2 separate regions of the Mus musculus genome follow, and region 2 is linked to region 1. Evidence: chromatin loops called from intact Hi-C (ENCODE). Cell type or tissue: left cerebral cortex. All regions are shown on one strand.

Region 1 (8,000 bases):
TCTAAAACCAGCAGCTCTCCCCGGGTATATTCATAGGTCCAGTGAGAGAAAGCCAACATCAGTTCTTCCAGGGTATTGGTGGGAGCTATTTCATCACCATTGTTGTTATTGTATTTCCGGAACTCCCCTGTCATGTACTTCTCAATGGTTAACCATTGGTTGGCTGAATGGCAGTAGACCAAGGAAACCTCGAGAAACCTGTGAGGAACAAAAGAAGCCAATGATGCCCCAACTCACACACAATATAGCAAGCATGGCAGCTACCCTACAGAGCACTCGGCTGCACAAATCACCAAACCTTGGCCTTTCTATGGAAGGAAGGAAAAAGACAGCTGGGAGGTTTGTTCCCATGCTTACTTGCCTCCCTTTTCTTTGAGAAAACTTTCCAACTATTTTATGAGTACCGAGTCCAATTTTTCTTGCCAGGCTCTATAAAATTTCTTGTAAAACAGGGGGGAAAGGCTTTATTCTAATTCCTCCACACCAAATTATGATCTGCCTTGATAAGTGAATACAAGCATATCAAGACACCCCAGGGGAAATTGTGAGTATTCGTGATTACAAACTTCCTAATTGGTTTAGGATGCTAGGGAAGTAACTAAGCTTTAAATAGACATGATTTGGGGCCATAATACCCCTGGGCATTAGCAACTGCACCCAGGATCTGCCTGTCTCACCTAATTGAAATGTTGATCATCAATCTGCTTGAACTTTTTTCCACTCGCATAATTTTAGGAACTTAAGCCAAGGTATGTCTGGAACATCTAATTATCTTTATACCAGTCTGTACAACTTTGGAAGGAAGAACCCCGAAAAGCACCATTGGAGAACTTCCCCGTGGGTCTGGTATTTCTAAAGTCTAATGGGCTGAGAAGAGGTTAATAGGAATTCTTCTTATAATGAAGAGCCACAGTGCCAGGTTTACTCACCTTGGTGTATAGGGAATGGTTTGTGGTTTTACTTGGTTAAAGGTATAGATGAGTTTTTGGGCAGCTCTTTGCTGTTGAATTTCCTTGAGAGAGAGAGAGAGAGAGAGAGAGAGAGAGAGAGAGAGAGAGAAAGAATTATTTAAAATATATATACCAAATGCATATGTGATCAATGTCAGTTACTCGTATAATTCTAGGAAAAGACATGAGTTTGGGACAGTATCAGAGGACATGGGAGAAGTTGGAGAGGGAGACAGAAGTGGCAATGTTGTAAATACAGCATTTATTAAATTCCCAAAAAATTTAAATAATTGTTCACTAACATACATAGTCTTGCTTATAAAAGATCTTTATATCAGCCTGTATAACTATGGAAGGAAGAACCCAAAAAGCACCATTGGAGAACTTTCCCATGGGTCTGGTATTTCTAATGTCTAATGGGCTGAGAAGAGGTTAATAGGAATTCTTCTTATAATGAAGAGGCACAGTGCCAGGTTTCTAGACTGCCCAACATTTAATATTATTTACCTTCTACCACTCTACCCACAAAGCAAATGTCCTTTACAACAAAAATAAAAAAAACTACCACCTTCCAAAACTAAAAGACTCTTTTTCAGTTGAGGAAAATCCATCTTAGATAAAGATGTAGCCAAAGACCTCTGTGTTGTTATGTTCTCCTTTCTGGGATCTCGGTATCTAAGGTTCTGGCTTACCCTAAGGCAAAGATGAAGCACAGTGCTCTCCTGGAAGATTTTATACCACGTCTGCACAACCTCGGGGAGAAAAGACTTCACAATGAAAACCTGCCCAGGCTTGAGAACATCATCCTCAGACCAGGTGCTGATAACTCGCATGGCTTTGCGGAGACCCCCATCCATTTCCTCTTGTGACAGCACCTGAATCATGGCAGCTCTGCCATGCTGCGACCAAGAGGACATGCTCTTATCCAGGGTCAGAGGAGAACTTTCTTCAAGCTTGTAGATGGTCACTTCCTCTCCTGCTGCAATAAGAAGTGAAAGCCAGTTAAATAAAATACGGGGTCTGGAGTGTGCTTGGTGCCCTGAAGATCAACTCAGAATCTGTTCAGCTGTGTCTGTCATCAAAGGAGGGTACAGCTAGCAGGAGCTAGAGCAGAGTCAAGGTACAAATTGGCCTGACTTGCCCTCCAGTGAAGGTGGGGAGGGTAAGGAGGAATAAACCATCAAATGGCATATAAGAATTAAGTTGTACTTACTATAAACTAACTAGTTATCGGTATTAAAAGCAGTATAAATATGTCAGCATTGTTAGACTTTTTATTGGAGACATGATTTGCTTTATAATTAAGGCTAACCTAGCTAGCAATCATTACATATCACAGACTAGCTCCAAATCTTTGGTCCGTTTGCCCTACCTCCTGAGTGGTGAGATTATAGGCATGTGATAATGACACCCTGGCTTGAGACAAATATATCTATGGAAACAATTTAACCTGTATTTATTCATTACTAGCCCCCTAAGGAGCAAGCAGTTTTACAACTATCCTTCATATAATATACACATATCTATATGTTTATCCATGCTTTTATACATAAACAACATGATGGATTTTGTTTTCTGGGTGTGGTTTTGCTTGTTTCTCCTGCTCTGCAAAGGGTAATTTTACTTCACCAATAATGCATGTTTTTACCCAGTGGAAGTCACTCGATTGCAAGTTCATACCCTGAGCTTTTGAGCTTGTCAGCAAGCTACTGAAACCCTCCATTTCCTCCTCAGCAAGAATGAATGATAACATTTGTTTCAGTGGTTTGCTGTACAGATTACATATGTCATCAGGCTTAGAGCAAGCTAGGACCTCAGGAACAGACTTAGCCCCACTTAAAAATACTGAATCCATAAAACACTGCTCTCACTTTAAGCTTAGAGAACAGAAAGGGCTCACCCCTGGGCTTGGGTATCTTATTGCTGCATAAGAGGAGTAACAATCCACACAGAAGTTCTCTCTCGGTTGTAGCCCATTGCTTATACCTTTTATACCTTCCTTATATCTTTACTTCAGATATCCCCTATGTTATTATTATTGTTTGCCTCCTTGTTTGTTTTCTGTGAACACCATATGAAGTTACCAAATCTATTCTCTCAACCTCATATCTAGTTCCTTATCAATTCTGGAGACTGTGTGGTATATTCTCAAATGTTTATTCTTGATGCTCAAAGTAAACACCACTGAAGAGCTCTTTGGAGTCCTAATTCCTTTAGGACTTTAGAGAAGAGCTATTGATTTGCAAAATGAACCATGGAGCCAAGAGGAAGAAGAAATCGTCTGCATAAACAATCAGTAGCCAACCTGGTCTTTCCCCCATTGGAACAGTGAGAAGAGACTGAGGAGGGAAGGCAGTGTAGGGACCTTTGTTACACTGTCAACTGTGCTTCATTCTGCTAGGCAGAAAACCTCGGGTACCCTTGGCTAACTCGAACTTGCTTCTCTTTACTTCTCCAGATTTTAAAAGCTACATTTGCAGTCGGAGGAAAGAGCAATCCACGGATGTGAAACAAAACAAACAAATATAAAACAACAAACAAAGGATTTCTCTTCCCATGCCTGTCAGCTTTCAGCATACTGACATGCCGTGCTTTCTTCTGTGTTCATTATATAAGGTTGGTTTGTTCTTTTCTTCCCGATGCGTGTGTCCGGCCTCAAATCATTGAATGCCAGGTGCAGGATCACGCTTGCTTCCCAACCGCTGACCCATGGAGGTCCCAGCCCCACAGGCTCAGCTTCTGACCCTAAATGCTGCCCACAGTAGTTAACAATCTCTACTTTGGGAAGTGAATCTCCTTAATCTACAACGTGGACAAAATAAAATTTGTGAGTCAAACGAGGCACATGGTGTCTTTTCTGTTGCACGCTGACATTCAGTCTACCCTTGCCTAGCCTCGAGAGGAGGGAGATGTTACTCACTGAACAGCTGGATTGGTGTAAACGGTATGGTCTGAGACAGTCTCATTAAATTATTCCTTTCAATGGCTGCAAACAAAAACAGATTGACTACTTTAGGACTGTATCAACAATTAAACCTACAGAAAGCCACACACACAAGAATACACATGAATTCCAGAATATTTCATTTCAAGCATCCTTTATTTTTTCCCACTAGCAAAAACTATTATATATAATAGTTTTAAATATAAAGTGCACCTTAAATCAAAAGGATATCTTAGTCTTAGAAAACTTTTATATGAGGTTATATAACATGGTCTATGAAGGGGCTATCTCTTTTCTCTCCCAATAACAAATGAGACACTAATTCAAATAATGTATGATTCTTTCTTATAAATGGTTTTTAATCTATGTTCCACATTCTCTAGTTTCCTTTTTCCGAAGCAAACTCAGTGCACAGTGGTCTGTGGGGACATCTACTGTTGGTTTTGTGGAGTTTGCCTTCTTTTTCCCAGAGAGGATGGAACACTAATTTTAATTAGAAGCGAGTGATCTGCATTTTCCTGCCAAGAGGCATAGCCTAACAGATCAGAGTCTGTGCAAGTTACAGTATTCCTCGCTAGAGACTCTCTACAGCTGGCAGTTAGAGTCAAAATAATAGATTACTGCTGAGCTAGAGGAGTCAGTCATAGGAGCCTAGACTGAGGAGGCAGGAATCCACAGATCCATTATTCACCACAGAGGAGAATTCAGAATAAGACAGTTTATTATGGGACCCTAAACAAATGACCTTCATATAATAAGACCAGTAATTACAGTGCTGGCAAGGTCTTGTTCACACTGAGTGTTAAACTCAGTAAAAGCCCTGTCCTTGTGTTATCTCGCCCACTGAGAGCTATGACCCTGGAGGAACCATAACGTGGCATAAGTCCAGCTGGTCTAAGTTAGTGTGCATCTCAAAACATTTGCCTCTTAATTCTCAACTAGCCCTTTGGCAGACTGTCCCTCAGAAAGAGCAAGGACAATCATTCCTACTCTCAAAGAAAGACAACTGAAGTGCTATGAAGCATTGCCTAATGACAGAGTCGAGATCCTTGGCATCTCTGCTAAATGGCATCTTTGCAAGGCACATTTGTTGGCCTTATTCTGTGGGGGGGGGGCCTCTATTCAGTGGTTATGTTCACTGAGGGATCTGGAGGGTACAAACCTACCTTTAAGAAGGACTTTCAAGTCTGCCCTTTCCCAATTCAAAATATTGGGATCAGGCTGGGGTTTAGCTCAGTGGTAGACCACTTTTCCAGCAAGGCTCTGAGTTCAAGCCCCTGAATGGCAATAAAAAAGGAACAATACGAAGAAAGATGCTCAAAACACTAAAATATATGGCTTTTGGCTAGCACTGAGCTTGCAAGGAAATTTTAGACACTAAGGGCTTCTTCTTCCAAATTTGCCAACACACATGCACATTTTTTATGTGAATTTTCTTAAATCCCAACAACTTGTTCTTTTGAGTCTAATTATTCCAGCCATTCGAGTAAATAATTTTCTGAATTGAAGCAGTGTTGACAATGTGGAGTTGATGGACGCTTATGTTTACAAGTGTAGAATCCCACACATTTTGCTCAGTTGACCCATCTGTGCACACACACTTCCTACCTGAATAATGGTGGTGAGGCTCTTGAGGGCTTTTTAAGGAGGTTGAGATCTCTGCAATCATAGAAATGATTGGCATTTTAATTACTTGGCTAGAGATAAATACATGTTTATACACTGCCTTCAACGTTACTATTAAACGGCTTAACCGGAATACCTTCCCACTATTCAGAAACGCTTGCCCAATATCCTTTCGTGCATTATTGCGCTGCTTGCTATCCTGACAGCTTCCAATCATCGGTGCAATATCTCCAAGCATATTTATATGGGGAATTGGAGAAAGACAGGTAATATTAGCCTCAAAGTATATTTCCTCTGAACCAATTACACCTCTGGGTTACAGGAGGCACACAGCTGCCCATCATGACATCCCAGAAGCATGATTCTCTGAGTTCTTTGCCAAGATGCACCTAACCATGCAAAGACAATATTAATGCCAAGTTATTAGCAGACTACATTACTGACCAAAACTAATGACAAAACATTACATCTGTGCCAGATACATAAGAAGAGGTGGCCAGTATCACATCATGGGATTTGTTAAGCTGTACCAGGACCCTGTGTTGGAAATCCAACACCTCCAGTGTTAGCTCACTCTTTTCTATCTGTTCCATCCCTAAATCATAAGGCTCAGGAGAAATCCTTTGAAATGGTTTTGCTGTTCCATGAAAATCAAAATTAAAGTGGAGAAACTTCAGTCCCTTGGCAGCAACTGCTTTACACCTACAAGAATAAACAGCAGAGTGAGCCCACGTTTAGGGAGCGCCCTGGCCCCTGATGCCGGATAAAGAATGGAGCAAGCATCCTTAAAGGTGGCATGCTGGGGACGTCAGTCAGCAGAAAAGACTTCCATTTCTGAATTCGGTCGGCAATGTAGGCTTTCAGCTCCCACTACGGGTCACTCCAGGCATGAGCGTGAATAAGATACTGTGTTCACCTTTTAGAAAAGTGCATACGGTGTGCGAGAGAGAAACATACGCAATTGTAATCACAATAGTATGCTAAGTATAAATGACGTAAAATCATTGAATACCAAGGCTGATGGATTGCCCTATTGTCACCTGGAAGATAGAAAGTCATGATCATCTGACAGTGACAAAGCTGAGTCAACGTCGCAGGATCTCCAAGACTTTAGTTACATTTATTTAACATATTTTAACTGAGCACGGACTGAATATATGCCAGACAGCACTGTACTCTGTGGAAGAGAAAGAAACAGATCACACAGAGGGCTGTTGGCTATAAGTGCAGATCCTAGTCAAGACTTTGGGCACAGAGTCTCTTTGAAACCATACAGGAGAAAGCTTCCATATGCGAGTGTGTGATTGGCTTCTTGTATGTGTGAACTATAACACTACCAATTGTTGTAGAGTCAAGATGAATCCAGGAGCTGTGCTCTCATTCAGAGAAACACCATGAAAATTACAGTCAAAACAGATTCCTCAAAGAATTCAAAGCTGAGGGCAGAGGCTTGATGGTAAAGTGCTTACCCAGAGTACCCAAGGCCCTGGGTTCAATCCTCAAAACCACAAAACCAAAACAAAACAGCACAAAAACCACACATCAGTCCTTATTTATCTGGGTGATCTCTGTTTTTATACTGAATTTCTACTTTGTCTGTATTCACAAAACAAAAGAGAATACAAAGTCAAGAGCTATACAAGTCTTACCAGAACAAGGAACTCTACCACCAGGAAAAATAAAAAAATAAAAGATAAATGTTTAAATATAAAAACTTACTGTGAACTTCATTTGGACTTCTTGTTCTGTTTGGGGAACAAATGAAAGTGCTGTTTTAAGTTTTTCAATTATCAAAACACTGAAAAATAATCTGAAATGAAATGAAGAAGATAGATAGATAGATAGATAGAGATATAGAGATATAGAGATAAAGAGATATAGAGATAGATATATAGATATATATCACAGATGTGTATGGAAGTCTCTGCTCCATCTTACCCCTATTTTACTAATAGAAAAATTTGTGGCCACACAATTATTTTCATAGAAAAAAATTAATGCCAGTAAGGCGTGTAAGCCACTTTTTATCTATGCCCCAAGCTAACTGAGAAATGGTGGTGTTAGTGGTTTTAATTAGCTGTGTGATCACACAACATACATAAGATTTAACCGTGTTTGTGTTGTTCAGGATCAATTAAACTAAAGGGTGCCTGAGCTATGCAAAGCAGATGCCTACAAATGAGTCTGAGAATGTTTCTGGACAAGCCCACAAATCAGTTTCATTAGCCCACGTGGCCCCTAAATGTTCACCGGCTGAAATTAGCTCCCTTTAAATTGTCACTTGCCCTGCTCAAGTGCACAAGTGGCCACAGGCAAGTCTGAATAAATGCATTCAAAGAATATCTCTGGTATTTAGGGTCCTTGGGGAAGAAAGTACAATTACAATTATTGTTTAATTTCATGCTGCAATAACCCACCACTCTGCATGAGCACAAACTACTGAACCTTTGAAAGAAGAAAGTCATATGTCCTATAGGTCT
Region 2 (8,000 bases), 240 kb before region 1:
CAAGGCCTGGAGCCAAAGCAGAGCATAAAGCCTATAATTATGCAGTTCCATAATCATTCTAATAAAATTATTCACAGTCTATTTTATGTGAACAAGAATATTTTATGATGAAATTATTATTATAATACCACTATAAATATAAACATTTGTTACCAGATATGTTATAAAACCATCATATAATATATAAGTATTGTACACGTTTGTAGGAATTTCTTGCTTCCTTAATTAGAATTTTGAATATTTGGTTTTTCTCCAAATGAGTTCCATTCAGTTGAGTTAAATGTAAAAGTTGTAGACACACTGAAAACTCCACTTAAAATTTTCAGCAGGGCCCTAAATGTCCCAGATCACCATATTATAATCAAAGATCAATGTTTATGTTACTTTAATAAGAAAATAAATACTAAATAGAAAAGGAATACTAAATAAAAATTACTAAATACCCAAAGGAAAAAGAAAATGATACACATTGTATCACCATGTGTACAGAGTTTAGAAATTTGAGATGTATTTATTTATAATTAACATGTTTTTTAAAATGCTTGGAGAAAAAAAATCAAGAAATATATTTTACACAGAAAGTGTGTAGTATTGTATTAATGAAACAAAAACCACATAAAAATGTGTACTGGCAAGTTCATTCCATACATGTGTTTACTGTCTTTTCGAAGGCTAAAGATAGTTTATCAATTAAAATGTACTTTAAGGATTCAGTAGTTTATTAGAAACTTAAGAATACATACAGGAGTTAAAATTTTTGGAGTTTTGAAATTCCTTTTAACAAGAAATAGAAAAAGGAAATAATAACAATAGCAATTACAATGTTTACAAAGGGTTTTACATTTCCAATATTCCTATGACTCTGCTTGAAGCTCATAAAATTAAAATGATATAGTCACAATTTGTTTCTTGACTATTTTATATGCAGTAATTTTTAATGAAGCAACTAAATTAGGCATAACTTACTGCAGCTTTAATGTAGTTATGATGAATATATTTTACTTGATTAAAAATGATAAAAACCAGGGAGCCTTAAATATTATCTTAAAAGATTAACTACTGTGTCAATTAAAAATCTAGGAGAAAGGTATTTATGAGGAATAGCTTTCCTGAATAGTAACTTCCTTTGTTCATTTCATTTAATTAATGACTCAATCGACTTTTACTTTCTCCACAACATGTTCCTAAATTACACGCAAATGGAACTGCCCACAGCCGAACTGTTTTGGTTAAACACTGACAGAAGATTCGGGAATTAATACAATTCTTATTGGTGAGACAACTAGTTGATGGTGTTCAGTGTACAGAGGACTGAAGGACTCCAAATTCTACAACATATTACATATTATTACATATTACCCAAAGCAGCATGAATAAATACTGGCAAAAAAAAAAAAAAGTCGAGTTATTTGGGTATGGAGAATGTTGGGGAGGCTCACTTTTAGAATGACTGTGACACGGAGTCCTGTCTCTGTGCTTTCAAAATGATCAAGCAAACTTTTGCACTTCCTGTCTCATGATGCTCAATTCACCAAAGTTTCCAAGCAGTACCTAACTACACGGAAGGAAATCGATGCCATGCTTCTATAGTGTGTGTTTGTTTCATCTACAAAGAATGAAACCATGCCAAAAAAAGAACAAGTTTGGATACCTGTGCTTCATTTTGTTTTGTTTTCTCTTTCAGAATACAGGTAAATTGTCAATAGATGACAAATTTCTTGTAAAGAATGCAGTCTCATGACCTTCGTTTTAGTACCAAACTCTCCTAAGCAGGTGTCTCTGGGGAGCTACTAGCCAAGAGTCTTGCTCTTTAAACCTTCACCAACTGAACAGAACCACACAGTCTTGCCTTCTAGTCTAGGCTCTCTGCCAAGTGTCCCGTCACTAAAGTGACAAATAAAAAGGCAAATGAGCCTGTCCTTAAGTCCTGCAACCAGGGTCAAAGGGTTTCCAAATGCTAAAGAAACCCTTGTCCTTGGCAAAGGAACCTGGGACTACTGAGAAAGGAAGAAGAGAGAAAGGGAAGGGAGAGAGAGGAGGGGAGGAAGGGAGGACCTGAGGCTCAGCATTAGTTAGTTAAAGTTAGAGTGAGGGGTGGGGAGCATTTGAACAGTCTTTAAAAGAAGCTGCACAGAACTAGAGGGGTGTGGTTTTGTAGTCTACCGCTACAGCAGAAGCGTCTGACAAGGTAAACACTCTGCCAGAGGAGCCTGCATTATGGAACAGGGACGCTTCAAAGCGCTGTCGTAGTGTACAAAACTCTTTTGGGACTCTTGCAGTAAGAGGGAATGAGAGTGCAGCCCAGCGGTTCGCCTAGACTCTTCCCTCCAAAGACCTGACTGACCAGTGTCCCTTTCTAATTACTGGAGTCAGAAGTGAACGTCACTCTCACATCTGCCTCACTCTCCAGGGCGCGCTAAGCTTGGCCCAGATCAGACCTCAGATAGGACCTTCTCTAATTCCCAGTCTGGGTCCGCACATCCTGGGACGCCAGAGTCCCTAGCCCCGCCCCCTGTCCCCAAGAGCGTCCCCTCCCCCGCCTCCCCAGACTCTCCACGCGCTGCGGGACGCTGATTGGCCATGGTGCTGACAGGAGGCGGGGCCAGGAAGTCCGGCCAAACCCGCCCTCGCGTATAAGCCTCTTCTGCGCTCGCTCTCTCCACCTCTCTCCTCTTTCTCTCTCGCTCCCTTCGTCTCTGCAACTGAACAGTGAAAATTCACATTGTGGATCCGCTAACAGGCACAGATGTCATGTGAAAACGCACATGCTCTGCAATCCATGCCGCCTTTCTTTCTTTTCTGTTTCCTTTTTTTCCCCCTTGATAATTCTCCCTCTTCTTTGTAACTAACAAAACCACCACCAACTCCTCCTCCTGCCGCTGCCCTCCTCCTCCTCCTCAGTCTAAGTGATCACAAAAGAAATCTCCGAGCCCCGAGGCGGTGGCATTTTTTTTTTTTAAAGCAAGCACATTGGAGAGAAAGAAAAAAAGAAACAAACAAACAAACAAAAGCAAAACAAAACCCAGGCACCAGCAGCTAGGACATTTTTTTTCCACTCTGCCTGAAAACAAACAAACAGCCATCAGAAACAGTCATCAGCAACAGCATCAAAACTGTTAGCTTAGCGGCGGCGGCCACCGTCACCCTGTGGCCACGACATCTGCCTAAAGGGATGCTTCTCTCAGCGGAGCAGCTCTTCGCCGACCGCCTTCTTCCCTCGTGCTGAGCGGAATTTTTGGGTTCTCTGGGGTTCGGGCTGGGAGCTTCATGACTACGCGGAGCAGGACAGCGGCCACATCATGCGAGGTAAGCGAGCCCGCGGGCGGGCGCCCAGAGCAGGACAACTCTAGCTAGACCGGGAGCTTTGGGGGAGGGGAGAGCTCTCGGCCCAAGGGAAGAGAGATTGGCTACTCGAGGCTCCCCGAGTTCGGTTCGCAGGTGGGACTGCAAATGGCCTGGGCTTGGAAAGTTGTGGGAAGGTGTGGAAGGCTCGGGGATTTTGGCAGGACGCTGAAGGGCGCATTTTTTGGAGACCAGGACAGTGCTAATCGCGCCTCCCAGTTCTGGATTTGAATCTTTTCTGCGCGTCGCTCTCCGGTGCGCCACAGGACACGGGATAGAGAGCAGGAAGTCGGGTGACTTTGGGTAGAAGAGGCTGGCAGCTCGCATCCCGCCGTGGTCGCTAGCCATAGGTGAACTCCCTGGCATAAGTGGGGATCACACTGGCCCAGGCTGCCAGATGCAGGAGCAGTCTATAAGCGCGTCTCTTTCTAGAAATAGTAAACACGGTATGCTCCCGAGAACCGGGAAGCAGATGCTTACGTCTGGACCTTCCTTGGGTCCCCTCTTCCCCGTTCTGCTTCACTCTGGATAGGCCGACCCCCCTCTCGCCCTAACACTCCCCCCCCCAAAAAAAAAGTTGGTAGGAGAAAGTTCTGGAGAGTGAAGGCCATACTACTCACATCGGAGAAAACAGGGTCTCAAGCTCTTTTGTGGGATAAAGGACCAAAATAGAAGCTAATACTAAGTGCACCTTCTGGATAGAACCACCACTGTCAATGTTGGTGCTATCTCAGGGACAAGTGGCCCTCAGGGAAGACAGAGCTCAGTCTCCTGCTCTGACTCCAAAACTGGGAGCTACCTGAGCAGCTGGCCAGAGGGCATGAGGAGTCAGTTTGTAGATCTCAGTGGTACAAGTTTCTTGCTTTCTCACTTTACAGTGGGGCACAATTTCTTCTTTTCTTAAAGAGGCCACCACCGGGTGCCCTCCTAACTTGGACATCTGAGTATGTCTGGACACCCAGCCCCTAAATCCAAGCTTCTCTTCTTTGATGTATTGCGTTCCTATGGTGGCTTTTCTCTCTGATTCACAAGTTCCTCCGGAGCAAAAATAAGCAAGCGACAGTCAACTCTGAACCTTCTTGCATCTTGGACGGAAGTGCTTTTGAGCAGGACACTGTTTAGAACAGGGCCCAAAAATACCCATCTCCATCTACCGGGCTGCCTACTCTGGTGCACTTAGGGAGGAGTGGGCATGACCCTCACCCTGGTCGTTATTGAGGAGCCCTAGGCCTGTCTTGACCTTGAAAGCACAGCGTGAGCCCTGGTGTTTGTAGAACAAGGCAGGACAAAAAAGGATGGAGAAAAGCTGATCATTACCCATGGGGATGGAGGAATAAGTCTCTAGATAAAGGACAAAGGTGTCTGGGTGAGTGTCTTGATTGACCTGCGAGCACTGGAAGTTAGAATCTCTGTGTGCTTGTGCACAGTGACAACAGCTGATTGTCCCAGTCACGGGATCGTCACATGCTCCACTATCCAGATTCTTTCCAGAAACTGTAGTACAGAAACTGGTGGGCAGAGCGCCTTTCCTTAGCGAGAACTTGGATTTTCTTGTTTCTCTTTTTCTGACTCACCTCAGGATCTCACACACTTTCCTTTCCTTTCGGTTTCCTTCACTTCCATCTGAAGCTGCCAGTTAGCAGTTTGACTTTTTCTTCTCCCCCACCCTCCAGCAATACCCCTCCCATGACTAAGTTCAAGCTATCTGAGGGTCAGAAGCCACGTGCCACAGCAGTTGGTCCCCTGCACTAAAGGCTGGAGCTGCTTAAGCTCTTAAGCTACAGTGTCAAGCAGAGCGCAGCTTCCCAGCGCTTCACCTTGATCTTGCTGTTCCTGTGGCTTTACTGCCGGTCTCCCCTTAGAGACACCTGGCTGCAGCCAGCTTGAAGGATTTAAGACAAGGACTAGTGCCCTGTTTATATTAAATTAGATATTCACATGAACCCACATCTTTGTCTCAGAGAACACCAAGCTCACCAGACTGCCCAGGACAGTTCACCAGCTCTAACCCAAGATGACTCTCCGGAGGTGACTGGAGGAAACTACTGGTAGAGAAGTCATTGGTCTCTAGCCCTTTGCCTCTCCTCTCCTGACCTCACACTGTCCCATTCGCTTTCTCTGCAGTCAAAGAATTATCCTATCCCAACCTAAGTGGCTGGCTGTTCCTTAAAGATGAAATAAGAAGTCCCTTCAAGGTTCAGTGGCCGGTATTCCACAGGGAAAGGATATAGGGTGCAAGAAGAGCCAAGCTATCCAGAAGTCATCTAATAGTTGAACTTGAACTTCAATTAAGAGGTGGTGGGGGTGGGGAGCATCAAATTCTCTATCCCTTTGTGCGGGGGCTGTTAAGCTGAGCATATTGGAACTGATTCTGCTAGGGGAGGAGCTGGTATTAAACTTGGCTTTGCCCTTTGCTTGTAAGCATGTCATCTACTCCATACACCATGCCCTGCCCTGCCATTTCTCACACTGTCTCCACTTCCATGTGGTCCTGTCAGAACTTTGGCTCCGACGTTTGCTTCTGGCAATGGCAACTGTCCTAAGTCAGGTCAACTTGCCAGACACAAACCGTGTCTAGGATTGAGCAGTCTCCCTGTGGACTAATCCAACAAACTACCCCCAGGACAGACTATGCCACCCAATAATGCCTCTGCTTGGGGTATTTGAGAGACTATTTCTGGGGAAGCTCTAGGGTAAAAGGGATGTTAAGAAGCTCTGATACTTGGGTTCATTGCTCCGTCCTGAAGCTGAATCTTCCTAGAGAAGATCCAAGTTTCAGCCACAGCCCCTCTCCACTAAAGTGGGGGAGGCTGCAGCTTGCTGACCCACAAAACTTTGCTTCCTTTGTCTGGCATGTGAGTGTGTGTGTGTGTGTGTGTGTGTGTGTGTGTGTGTGTGTGTGTGTGTGTGTGTAGAGGGGTGGTCCTTTGGAGTTTTAAGGATGCTTCTTCTCTTGCTTCCTAAAAGGAAACAGCTGGAAAGGGAAAAAGTAGGTAGGAGAGGAGTAAGCCAGCCCGGTATGGTTTTTCAAGGCTCCCTGTTGAGTAGTCTGTCTTGTTTATTACAAAGGAAACATAAATGGTGGCTTTTCTCTCTGGTGTCTGCATAAAATCCCACTTTTCCAAACAGGAGCACTGTTGCCTTTGCAATCAGTAGGTGACTGCAGCTTGGGAGGATTTATCTCTGGTTTTATTCTTGTGGTAAATAAGGAGAAATGATGGCTTTTAAAACAAAACAAAACAAAACAAAAAGTCTGCATTCTGTCATTTACAGGTAGTACATTTCTGTTGCCTACTAAAGTTAAAAAAATAAAAAATAAAAAAAAAATCAGCTTGCTCTCTGAGATGTAGCCACCCTTGGAAGTAAAGAGATCTGAATATCCCTGGATTTTTTTTTTCTTAAATAAAGTTGTTGCTCTAAATTTTCTCTGCAAGTTCCAATTAAATTATTTAAGTCAAATATTTCCAACCAATAGTTCACCTTACACACACACACACACAAATTGAATGCTTGCTGAAAGGATGTCTCTGTCAGCACTCCGTTAATTTCTGCCCACTCAGAAATCACCAATGAACTGTCTTTCTAACAAGAAAATTCATTCAACAGCTTAAAGAAAAATCGTAAAACTGTGTCTCAAGTACTGTGGGAAAATATATAGCCAAAAAAATTTCCCAAATATTCTCCTAAATGGCTATTAGAACCTCCACCCACCTTGCTCCTCCCTCGACAGCCGTGGTAAATTGTTAACTATTACGAAACAGACATCTTAGAGCTGAAGGTTAGGCATGGGTCCACTGTAGCTTTTATATAAAAAAAAAATCAGTAAATGTAATGATGAGAATTTTGAGTATCAGACTTCATAAACAAGAGTCAAAAGATTAAAACTCCTTTGTCTGCGTCCACCTAAAACTTGGAAATCCTTGCACTTTCTATAAATGACAATAACTTCTGAACATTAGAGAGCCCTTTAAGGTGGTCTATTCTATCACTGTCAAAGTGGTTTTATGTTATGGTTTAACATAAATTACTCATCATGTTATACTCTTAACCAAATATAAATATTGGTTTAATATTTATTCACCTTGGTATTTTGTCAAAGGCCAAATTATTTAAAAGCCTCAAAAATTACCCATAATTGAATTTACACAGATTATACTTTAAATATAAGTGTTTCCAATTGACACAATATAATTTTAGAATAAAAAGGTATCAAAGCACAAAGAAATTATAGAAAAAAAAAGAATTGGTCCTCCTTTTATCAAAAGCTTGTAAAAAAAAAAACTTGTTTTTCTAAAAGTAACAGGACAGTGTTTAATACAGGTGAGTTTCCAACATAAAATGACAAATAAGTGTTTTAAGACTTGACTTCTCATTTTATAAGCCTGTGTTCCCCATTTAGGAAGAGAAAATGGCCTGTAGAGCTTTTACGCTTCTGACTACAGTAGTGCTTAGATATGCAAGTGTGACTCACAGCACACTAATTAATTTACTTACACTAATAAAGTACCTCTAATTTAAGATGAACATTGCAGCTTTGAGAAATAAACAGTTTTAAATTATTATAGTAAGCAATCCAGACTTGAAAATGTATTCACGAAGCTGCTGGGATTCTGAAATTCTGTAAAGTGTGGGTTTAAATTATGCGTGGTGACATCAGT

What was found. Hi-C counts contacts between places; a loop is a spot of excess contacts. Peaks named below come from ENCODE experiments on the same cell type or tissue, not always from the same donor. Only the 100,000 strongest peaks of a DNase experiment are listed, where the experiment ranks them.
Region 2: a loop joins it to region 1, with 5 times the contacts of the local background. A loop is called at or near these places in 5 of 42 quality-filtered maps.

Annotation. Positions count from the first base shown.
Region 1 is chr19:18,869,765-18,877,764 of GRCm38, reverse strand. It overlaps Trpm6 (transient receptor potential cation channel, subfamily M, member 6), which reads right to left. Exons shown (of 39, transcript NM_153417.2): 31 at 7,240-7,265; 32 at 5,503-5,553; 33 at 3,871-3,936; 34 at 1,643-1,929; 35 at 930-1,012; 36 at 1-198. Among named protein-coding and RNA genes, the nearest start is that of Gm41814, 120 kb to the right of the region's middle. In left cerebral cortex, a CTCF peak has its summit at 4,327; DNase peaks (open chromatin) are centred at 3,408, 3,534, 4,364 and 4,727; H3K4me3 peaks cover 512 bases; H3K27ac peaks cover 736 bases.
Region 2 is chr19:19,105,858-19,113,857 of GRCm38, reverse strand. It overlaps Rorb (RAR-related orphan receptor beta), which reads left to right and starts at 2,662. Exons shown (of 10, transcript NM_001043354.2): 1 at 2,662-3,306. The coding sequence starts at 3,300. In left cerebral cortex, no CTCF peak of the experiment used is centred here; DNase peaks (open chromatin) are centred at 3,314, 4,226, 4,879, 5,815 and 2 more places; H3K4me3 peaks cover 5,603 bases; H3K27ac peaks cover 4,864 bases.